Linked DNA regions of Homo sapiens: region 1 is linked to region 2. A link is a loop called in an ENCODE intact Hi-C map of the cell type or tissue named here. Cell type or tissue: left ventricle myocardium inferior. All regions are shown on one strand. Links, peaks and the distances in the headings refer to the core of each region. The heading gives the core; the rest is flanking DNA.

What was found. Peaks named below come from ENCODE experiments on the same cell type or tissue, not always from the same donor. Only the 100,000 strongest peaks of a DNase experiment are listed, where the experiment ranks them.
Region 1: it touches region 2 in a loop (2.3-fold over the local background); 15 of 110 quality-filtered maps call a loop at or near these places.

The regions. Positions count from the first base shown.
Region 1 is chr2:99,474,103-99,479,486 of GRCh38, forward strand. All of the region lies in intron 1 of REV1 (REV1 DNA directed polymerase), which reads right to left. Among named protein-coding and RNA genes, the nearest start is that of REV1, 13 kb to the right of the region's middle. RefSeq lists enhancers at 1,495-2,158, 4,940-5,019. In left ventricle myocardium inferior, for the core only: no CTCF peak of the experiment used is centred there; a DNase peak (open chromatin) is centred at 2,723; H3K27ac peaks cover 3,133 bases.
Region 2 is chr2:99,342,492-99,347,875 of GRCh38, forward strand. The region is part of intron 1 of EIF5B (eukaryotic translation initiation factor 5B); the gene reads left to right. Among named protein-coding and RNA genes, the nearest start is that of EIF5B, 7.8 kb to the left of the region's middle. In left ventricle myocardium inferior, for the core only: no CTCF peak of the experiment used is centred there; no DNase peak of the experiment used is centred there.

The DNA.
Region 1 (5,384 bases), core at 250-5,249, 130 kb after region 2:
TTCCTTTTAGTGTTCCTTTAATTTTTAACATTCAAATTTAATTTATTTACATTTCACATTACTAGTAATACCTTTCACTTCTGAAGTATCCTTAGTTTTCCAAGACCCCTTTACATCTACCATTTATCTTTACAACTCATCCATAGAGTGAGTCAGCCAAGTCCTATTTATTTTGCACACAATAGTTGACTTCTAGGGTAGAGAAGCTAAAAAGTTCTGTAAGGCTGCACTGCTGGCTTGTGGTACAAAATCATACTCATCTTCTACAAAATTATGTTCCCAAATCTTCAATGGAAAAAATAATAATGGTATCAATATGAACTGCTAAAAAGTTAAGAATACTCCTATTGATCTGAAGTAACCTAACACAATTCAACAAAACAGATGCTTCTTCACCAGGTAATCTAGCAACAGTCTGGATCATAATAGAGCCATATATGTAACAAAACTAAGGAAGAAAACAGGTCCTACAATTAAGCTCCATCTAGACCCCAACTAGTCCATATTGATAAGCAGAAGTCGGGAGCGATGGCTCACGCCTGTAATTCCAGCACTTTGGGAGGCTGAGGCAGGCGAATCACATGAGATCAGAAGTTTGAGACCAGCCTGACCAACATGGTGAAACCCTGTCTCTATTAAAAAGAAAAAAATCAGCCGAGCATGGTAGCAGGAACCTGTAATCCCAGCTACTTGGGGGACTGAGGCACGACAATCACTTGAACGCGGTAGGCAGAGGTTGCAATGAGCCGAGATTGTGCCACTACACTCCAGCCTGGGCAACAGAGTGAGACTCCGTTTCAAAAAAGAAAAAAAAAAAAGAAGTAGAGATTCAAAGACAGCATCAACTTTGTTGCTAACCGGTTCTCTGAACTTAAGCAAGTCATAATCAGTCATATTTTAGTTCCTCCGTATGTGGAAAGAGTTGGACCTGTTTGAAATGCTTGTTCCCCGGTGCCATAAAGAAACAGCACTTGAACATAAATTTAATTTATTTAGTAAGGCCATTTTTATTTCCTGCAGAAAAGGTACACTCGCCAGCAGTTTTGCCATGAGAGTACAAGGAACAAAGGAGACAGGGTCATTTATAACCTGATGCGTCCATCATACTGCTGTGTCTGGTTTCCATTGGCTGGAACGGGACCTCACATTCTGTATTTGTTCCGATTGGCTAGCAACTTAGAACTTTTTAAAAGAGGCAAAGGTGGAGGAGAACAAAGGAAGGAGGAAGTAACTTGTGGAATGCTGAGAAGGATAAAAACACTTTTAAATAAGGAAGAGAACAGGATATGACCTAATGCTTGCTTGGACCAGTATAAGCATGCCAGGGCAAATATTTAGGAGCACAGGTCTTTGAATAAATTTTGCTTCTAAGAGAAGTTACTATTTATTTCTAATCAGATGGGGAGGAAAGTCTTTGAAGAGGTACATCTACTTTTACTTTTTACAGACCTGACAAATTCTAGAGTCTTTTGCAATTTTTTAAATGTACATGATTCTGCGCTTGAACCCAGGAGGCAGAGATTGCAGTGAGCCGAGATTGAGCCACTGTACTACAGCTTGGGTGACAAAGCAACACTCTGTCTCAAAAAAAAAATAAATAGGCCAGGCACAGTGGCTCACGCCTGTACTCCCAGCACTTTGGGAGGCCGAGGTGGGTGGATAACAAGGTCAGGAGTTCAAGACCAGCCTGGTCAACATGGTAAAACCCCATCTCTACTAAAAAATACAAAAATTAGTCAGGCGTGGTGGTGGGAGCCTATAATCCCAGCTACTCCGGAGGCTGAGGCAGAGAACTGCTTGAACCTAAGAGGCGGAGGTTGCAGCAAGCTGAGATCATGCCACTGCACTCCAGCCTGGGTGACAGAGTGAGACTTCGTCTCAAAAAAATAAATAAATGAAAATAAACAAATGTGTATGATTCTACACATCTAGTTTTAAAAACGCTTTCAACAAACACATACATATTATGCAACTTTACGTAACTTTTTCTATGCTTGCCAAAAAACAACAAGATGTACCTATCCACAGATGTGGCTGTGCAGTAAGAATCCTAACCCAAACAGATGTTTGGCCTTTGCCCTTGGTTCCTGGGAGGTAATCCTTTCTTTTCCCCCCCTTCACATGGTCCAAGATGAGACTGGGAGGTAACCTCTAAGCCCTTAGAACGTCCACCTTATGGGAGCAGTGACTCACGCCTGTAATCCCAACACTTTAGGAGGCTGAGGCGGGCAGATCACAAGGTTAGGAGTTCGAGACCAGCCTGGCCAACATGGTGAAACCCCATCTCTATTAAAAATACAAAAATTAGCCGGGCATGGTGGCACACGCCGGTAATCCCAGCTACTCAGGAAGCTGAGGCAGGAGAATTGCTTGAACCCGGGAGGCGGAGGTTGCAGTGAGCCCAGATTGCGCCATTGCACTCCAGGCTGGGTGACAGAGCAAGAATCTGTCAATAATAATAATAATAATAATAATAATGTCCACCCTGTTAAGTGCTTTTGTTTACCTGGGGGCTTTGAGCCACTCCAGATAGTTTTGCACTGTGATTTAAGGTGAAGGGCTTTGAGCCATGTATTATCAACCTCCTGAAGGGCTGAAAACTAAAGGTCAACCATGCCAACAGTCAATCATATCTAAGTGACCAAGTCCCAGTACAAATGCTGGACACCAAGGCTTGGGTGAGCTTCCCTGATAGGCAATCTCCATGAGTAGTGTCACACATCAGTGCCAGAAGTTGGCACCGTCCATAACTTCGCTGGCAGAGGATAACTGGAAGTTTCGTAAGTGGACTCTTCTGTGTGCCCCATGCACCTCTTCCCTTGGCTGATTTTATTCTGTATCTTTTCACTGTAATAAATCCAACCATAAGTAAAAGCCCTTTCAGGAGTTCTTTGAACCCTTCTAGCCAATTATTTAACCTAAGGATGGTGTGGATCCCCAAACTTGCAGTTGATCTCATAAGTGAGGGTGGTCTTGGGACCCCAACTCCACGATGGCAAAACGGCACTGTCCTCCAGTATTCATTCTTCTTTCTTACTTTTAGTAATGGAACACCTCTCCCGCCCCTCTTAGCAGGAGGCAGAGTGGGCAACCAGAGACTACATTTCCCACGCTCCTCTCAAAATCGGGGGTGGCCATGTGACTAAGTTCTGGCCAAGGAGGTATGAGCAGAGTGATGTGTACAAAAATATGAACCATATTCCTAAAGAAAGCTGTTTACTTCTTTTTCTGGGATGCAGTTGTGAGGTAACCCAGCTTCAACCATGGGAATAAGGACAATACCCTATGGAAGGGCTAAGCACACAGAGAACTGTGGAACCCCTAAAACACTGAGGTGCTCACCTACTACGGACTGCCTATCTACCTCTGGACTATTACAGGAGAAAGAAAAACTTAAAAATTGTTTGTTCCATTGTATTCTGAAGTCCCTGTTACAGCAGCTTAGCCTGTACCCTAATGCATAAGTACATCTGAGCATTTTAATATGATTTTGATTCAATATCTATATAAATTAAAAATAGACAAACAATAAGATGTACTGTATAAAAAATATTTGGATATATTAAACCTGAAAATGTATAACAAACATTTGTATGTCCCAGTTTGAGGCTGATCTGATTAAAAGGAAAGCGTCTATCCCAAACAATTCAATACAACAAAGAGTTTTCTCTTATTCTTCTTGTTATTCATAACTACCAAAAAAAGATGCTTGATTTAACAAAATCAATAGTTAATACAAACTGAAGGGGGCTTCCTGAAACAACGACTAATGCTTTTCTTCCCTTCAATTACAGATTTCCATAGAAAGGGAAAGAAGTAGAGACACTGTTTTAATAAAGTACCTAGGAGGCTAGGCACAGTGGCTCACACCTGTAATCCCAAGACTTTGGGAGGCCAAGGCAGGTGGATCACCTAAGGTCAGGAGTTCGAGACCAGCCTGGCCAAAATGGCAAAATCCCATCTTTATAAAAATACAAAAATTAGCCGAGCGTGGTGGTGCACACCTGTAGGTAGTCCCAGCTACTCGGGAGGCTGAGGCAGGAGGATCACTTAAACCCGGGAGGCAGAGGTTGTAGTGAAACTGAGATCACACCACTGCACTGGCCAACACTGAGACTCTGTCTCAAAAAAATAAAAAATAGAAAGTACCAAAGAGAACTGCCTTCTCTAGTTTTCCAGAGTGCGGCCAAATCACCCACTTTCCAAACACCTTCCCCTCAATTTTCCTGCTTTCCTGTGTTCCAAACCACATGGCCCAATTGCATTTATTAAGCATCTCCACTAGGATGTTCTACACATCTCAAAGTCAGCATGTCCATAAGCAGGATCAAGCTACGAAGGAACACAAAAGAATGTTCTAGAGATGACATGATAAAAATTAAGAGTCTAGAGGAAGGAGGAAGAAGCCACTGATCTTCACTAAGGAGAAGTGGTATAATCTCACAGGAAAGCCAAATGATTATCTGTAGAAAAGTTCAAGGTTGCAATAAATCAGGGATTCCAAAGGCCACAGCAGAAGAGCTAGTAACAGGAAGAACAGAACTTAGCTGAAGAATAAAGGAAATAATATCAAAGAAGAGGGAAATATATCTAAAGCAGTAATTCTCACACGTGAGCATGCATCAGAATCACTAGCACAGGGCCTGTTAAAACACAAGATGCTGGGCCCCAACTCCAACGTTTCTGATTCAGTGAGTCTAGGGCAGGGCTGGAAATTTGCATTTCCAGCTGGACTGCGGCACACACTTTGAGAACCACTGGTTTTGCCTGTACCTAAAAATGTATCTATAGTGGTGATAATAGAGAAAAGGACAGTTCAGTGGTAACGAGAAAGGTTATATACAGTAGAGAGAATGATGCTACAACGTGTCCTAAGTAGAATGAATTTCACATCAGGAGTAATGCAATTCACCAGGTGAAGGTTTTAATTAGATTGCAGGCGACAGGCTGGGCACAGTTGCTCATACCTGTAATCCCAGCACTTTAGGAGACCGAGGTGGGCGGATCACGAGGTCAGGAGATCGAGACCACACTGGCCAACATGGTGAAATCCCGTCTCTACTAAAAATAAAAAAATTAGCCAGGTGTGGTGGCACTCCCCTGTAGTCCCAGCTACTTGGGGGCTGAGGCAGAAGAACTGCTTGAACCAGGGAGTCAGAGGCTGCAGTCAGCCGAGATTAGGCTACTGCACTCCAGCCTGGGTGACAGAGCGAGACTCTGTCTCAAAAAAAAAAAAAAAAAACAAAAAGATTACAGGCAACAAAATCTCGCCTGTCCTGCCCCCCACTTCCCCTTACCCCAAATTCCAGGTCTGAGCTAATGGTTTTTCTCCATTCACTTAGAATTTACTATAATCTATAGTTTTCAAGGTGAGTAAAATGAGA
Region 2 (5,384 bases), core at 51-5,050:
ATATTATTTTCTTCATTTTAATCTTTAGGATTTGGCTTTTTCCCATGTATCACAGAATTTTTGTTGCTGTTAATGTAATCATTCCTCCCCCTCCTTTTTTTTTGGTAAATTGTAAAATTTTGTCTTTTTTGTCTCCTTTTCTCCTTCCTTTCTGTTGAGAGATGGAATCTCACTCTGTCACCCAGGCTAGAGTGCAATGGTGTGATCATCGCTCCCTGTAACCTTGAACTCATGGACTCAAGCAGTCCTCCCTCCTCAGCCTCCCCAGTAGCTAGGACTGCAGGCATACACCACTGTACTCAGCTAATTTTTAAAAATTTTTTGTAGAGATGGGGTCTCGCTTTGTTACCTAGGCTGGTCTTCAGCTCCTGGCCTCAAGTGATCCTCCCATCTCAGCCTCTCAAAGTGTTGGGATTACAGGTGTGAGCCACTGTGCCTGGCCTGGGTTGTCTTTTTCTTTCTTTCTTTCTTTCTTTCTTTTTTTTTTGAGACCGGGTCTTACTCTGTTGGCCAGGCTGGAGTGCAGTGGCGTGATATTGGCTCACTGCAACCTCTGCCTCCTGGATTCAAGCGATTCTCATGCCTCAGCCTCCCAAGTGGCTGGGACTACAGTGCCACCATGCCCAGCTAATTTTTGTATTTTTAGTAGAGATGCGGTTTCACCATGTTGGCCAGGCTGGTCTCGAAATCCTCACCTCAGGTGATCCATCCGTCTTGGCTTCCCAAAGTGCTGGGATCATAGGTGTGAGCCACCGCACCCAGCCTGGGTTGTATTTTTATTGTTGGGTTGTAAGAGGTCTTGATATAGTCTGGATACTAGATCCTTATCAGATATATGATTTGCAGATACTTTCTCTGATTTCTGTAGTTTGTTTTTTCCACTGTCTTTTAAAGTTTCTTTTTCACAAAAGTTTTAAATTTTGTTGAAGTCCAGTTTATTTTTGTTGTTGTTGCTTGCATTTTGGTGTTGTATCTGAGATAATCTGTTGCCAAATCCAGGGTCGTGAAGATTTACCTGTATGTTTTCTTAAGAGTTTTATTGCTGGCCGGGCACAGTGGCTCATGCCTGTAATCCCAGCACTTTGGGAGGCCGAGGTGGGTGGATCACCTGAGGTCAGGAGTTCGAGACCAGCCTGGCCAACATGGCAAAACCTACTACTAAAAATACAAAAATTAGTCGGGTGTGGTAGCACGCGCCTGTAGTCCCAGCTACTCGGGAGGCTGAGGCAGGAGAATTGCTTGAACCTGGAAGGCGGAGGTTGCAGTGAGCCAAGATTGCACCACTGCACGTCAGCCTGGGTGACAGAGTGAGACTCCATCTCTAAAAATAAAAAAAAAACAAAACTTTTATTGCCTTATCTCTTGCATTTTGGTCTTTGTTCCAGTTTGAATTAATTGTTGTATGTGGTATGATGTAGGGGTTCATCTGCATTCTTTTTTTTTTTGAGACGGAGTCTCGCTCTGTCGCCTAGGCTGGAGTGCAGTGGCGCAATCTCAGCTCACTGCAAGCTCCGCCTCCCGGGTTCATGCCATTCTCCTGCCTCAGCCTCCCGAGTAGCTGGGACCACAGGCACCTGCTACCACGCCTGGCTAGTTTTTTTGTATTTTTAGTAGAGACGGGGTTTCACCATGTTAGCCAGGATGGGTCTCGATCTCCTGACCTCGTTATCCGCCCGCCTCGGCCTCCTGAAGTGCTGGGATTATAGGCGTGAGCCACCGCACCCGGCCTGCATTCTTTTATATGTGGATATCTAGTTGTCCTAATACCATTTGTTGAAGAGAAGATTTCTTTCCCTATTGAAAGGTTCTGGCACCCTTGTCAGATCATTAGATGCTAGATATATGGATTTATTTCCGGACTTTAAGTTTTATTTCTTTGGTCTGTATGTCTGTGTCAGTGTTGCCACCACAGTTTGTTGTTGTTGTTGTTGTTGTTGTTGTTGTTTCTGGGTTTTTTTTTTTTGAGACGAAGTCTCACTCTGTCACCCAGGCTGGAGTACAGTGGTGTGATCTCTGCTCACTGCAACCTCCGTCTCCTGGGTTCAAGGGATTCTTCTGCCTCAGCCTCCGGAGTAGCTGGGATTTTAGGTGTGCGCCACCAGGCCCGGCTAATATTTGTGTTTCTAGTAGAGACAGGGTCTCACCATGTTGGCCAGGCTGGTCTCAAACTCTTGACTTCAAATGATCCACCTGCTTCAGCTTCCCAAAGTACTGGGATTATAGATGTGAGCCACTGCATCCAGCCGGCACCACAGTTTTGATTACTGTGGTGTGAATTTCCTTAGATGAAAAATTTCAAACACATACAAAAGTAGAATAGTCTAATGAACAAACATGTGTCCATCACCCAGGTTCAAATTCATTCATAAATCTCATTTCATATGTATTCTGCCCCCTCCTTTCTTTTCTCCATTATCTTGATACAACCTCAGACATTTGTAAATATTTCAAGAAATTATATAATGTATTATAAGAAACATTTATATCTTAAATATAAATTTTTAGAAGTGGTACATTTCATTCATTTGGAAAATTCACATACAATGGAATCGTTGTCTGTGTTGTCAGATAAATGAAATGTCATTGTACTTTTTCAGAGGCATTTAAACTAGCGTTTCAATTTATTGCTTCAGAAAATTCCATTTGGAAGTTTTATGATCAAAAGTACAGTAATTATTATAGTGTTAGACGTGTTTTTTATTAAACTGCTGTGTTGAAACTGGTTAGCCTTGCCTGTTGTATGAGAGTCGTGATTGCCACTCCAGAATAGGACTTTTTCCTTATTTATTAGTGCCTATTTGAAATGTCTAACATGCGACCGGGCATGGTGGTGGCTCGTGCCTGTAATTGCAGAACTTTGGGAGGCCATGGCGGGTGGATCAGTTGAGCGTAGGAGTTGGAGACCAGCCTGGCCAACATAGCAAAACCCCGTCTCTACTAAAAATACAAAAAATTAGCCAGGTGTGGTGGTGCATGCCTATAATCCCAGCTACTTGGGAGGCTGAGGCATAAGAATTGCTTGAACCCGGGAGGTGGAGGTTGCAGTGAGCCAGGATTGCACCACTGCGCTCCAGCCTGGGCAATGGAGTGAGACTGTCTCAAAAAAAAAAAAAAAAAAAAGGAATGTCTAACATGCCTTTCTGGTTGCCACTTGTAGAACATAGGTAGGTGGGCGGGGTGCGGTGGCTCATGTCTGTAATCCCAGCACTTTGGGAGGCTGAAGCAGAAGGATTGCTTGAGGCCAGGAGTTTAAGACCAGCCCGTGCAACGTGGGGAGACCCCATCTCTACCCCCTAAAAAAAATAGCTGAGTGTGGTGGTGTGTGCGTGTGGTCTCAGCTACTCAGGAGGCTGAGGTGGGAGGATTGCTGGAGCCTTGGGAGGTCAAGGCTGCAGTGAGCCATGTTTGTGCCACTGCACTTCAGCCTGGGTGACAGAGCTAGACCCTGTCTCAAAAAAAAAAAAAAAATGTGGTGAATTGGGAATACAAAAGGGAGTTTGCTGTTCTCAAAGGGAGTTACGTTTTAACATAGCAAATAGGCATATGCACAGATAATACAGAGTGAAGTGCTGAAGGGAGAAAATGGAGTATGAGAGTACCACCCTCGAGATTTCACATTTGCCTCTTAAAGTTATTGTTTATGCATCTTTAAAATCCTTTTCTAATTAAGTTTGCCATCAAGAGAGCGTGCAGATTGGAAGGAATGGGAGTATGCTGTGTGTTTCTGTGTCTCTAGAGTACCAAGGGTGACCATGAGGAATATTTGAGATCTTCAGTTGCTCCTGTATTGCCAATAATTTTGTACACAGGTGCAGCCAGACCATTCTAATGATGGTGTTCACCAAATTGGTTATTCAGAAATCTGGTCTTGAGAGTGGTTGTCTACATAAAACTTTTTGTTAAAATTTATTAGTAATTATTAGTTTGTTAATATTAATGATTTATTAATATTAGAGTGCCAGGCACTATACAAGTTAGGTGGGGAAAATCCTTTAACAGTGATTAAGGATCAGAGTTAACTTCTATGGAGTACAGAGACTGAGTTTGCTTTGAGCACTTACCATGTGATTAGTTATTTTAGAACATAAGTTGTATCTCTTTTTTTTTTTTTTTTTTTTTTTTTTTGAGAAGGTGTCTCAAGCAATCTCAGCTCACTGCAAGCTCCACCTCCCGGGTTGATGCCATTCTCCTGCCTCAGCCTCTCGAGTAGCTGGCACTACAGGCACCCGCCACCACGCCCAGATAATTTTTTGTATTTTTAGTAGAGACGGGGTTTCATCGCGTTAGCCAGGATGGTCTCAATCTCCTGACCTTGTGATCCACCCGCCTCGGCCTCCCAAAGTGCTGGGATTACAGGTGTGAGCCACTGCGCCTGGCCCATATAAGTTGTATCTTAAGGTGTTTATTGAGAATGTGGATCTGAATTTTTATCAATATTATATATATCTGCAGACATAATCCTAAATATAAACTTGTATCTCTGTAATTATGAAACCCAAAATATTCTTTTTTTATTATTATTTTATTTTATTGAGACAGAATCCCACCCTGTCGCCCAGGCTGGAGTGCAGTGGTCTGATCATAGCTCAGTGCAGCCTTGATCTCCTGGGCTTAAGTGACCCTCCCACCTCAGCCTCCTGAGTATCTGGGACTACAGACGCATGCCACCACACCCAGCTAATTTTTTTGATTTTTAGTAGAGATGAGGTCTTGGTTTATTGCCCAGGCTGGTTTTGAACTCCTGAACTCAAGTGATGTTCCTGCCTTGGCCTCCCAAAGTGTTGGGATTACAGGCATGAGCCACTGTGCCAGGCCCCCAAATAGTCTTATATCAAATAGTAACAAATATAAAATTTTGTAAAGTTCCAATCTGCAGTATTGATTTGAAAGATGATGCCACGTTGTTGAATCTAAATCAGGGCTTCTCAAACTTTGTTCACCTGGGGATCTTGTTAGAATGGAGATTTTGATTCAGTAGATCTGGGGTGAGGGTCTGAGATTCTGCATTTTTCAGTTTTTTTTTTTTTTAACAGGCCTGAGATTTTGCATTTTCAATAAGGTGATGATACTGATGCTGCTTGTCCTATAACTATACTTTGAGTAGTAGGATCTAAATGACCATTTTCATTGTGAATGTATTGCCTCTTACAATGGATTTCTTTTGAGTTCAGCATGCCTGAACTAGCAAGAGCTCAATTCTTCTGATACTTTTTTTTTTATTTGAACTAGTGATTTTGAGCTTTACATGACAGATTCTTCTCTTGACAAAAAGGTTTAATTTACCTAGTAAGTGTGCATCTGATCTTTTTCATCAACCGGAAACAATTTTGGGGGGTAGGGGTTGTAAACAAAACCTTGGGTTGCTGTTCTATGACAGTATACTG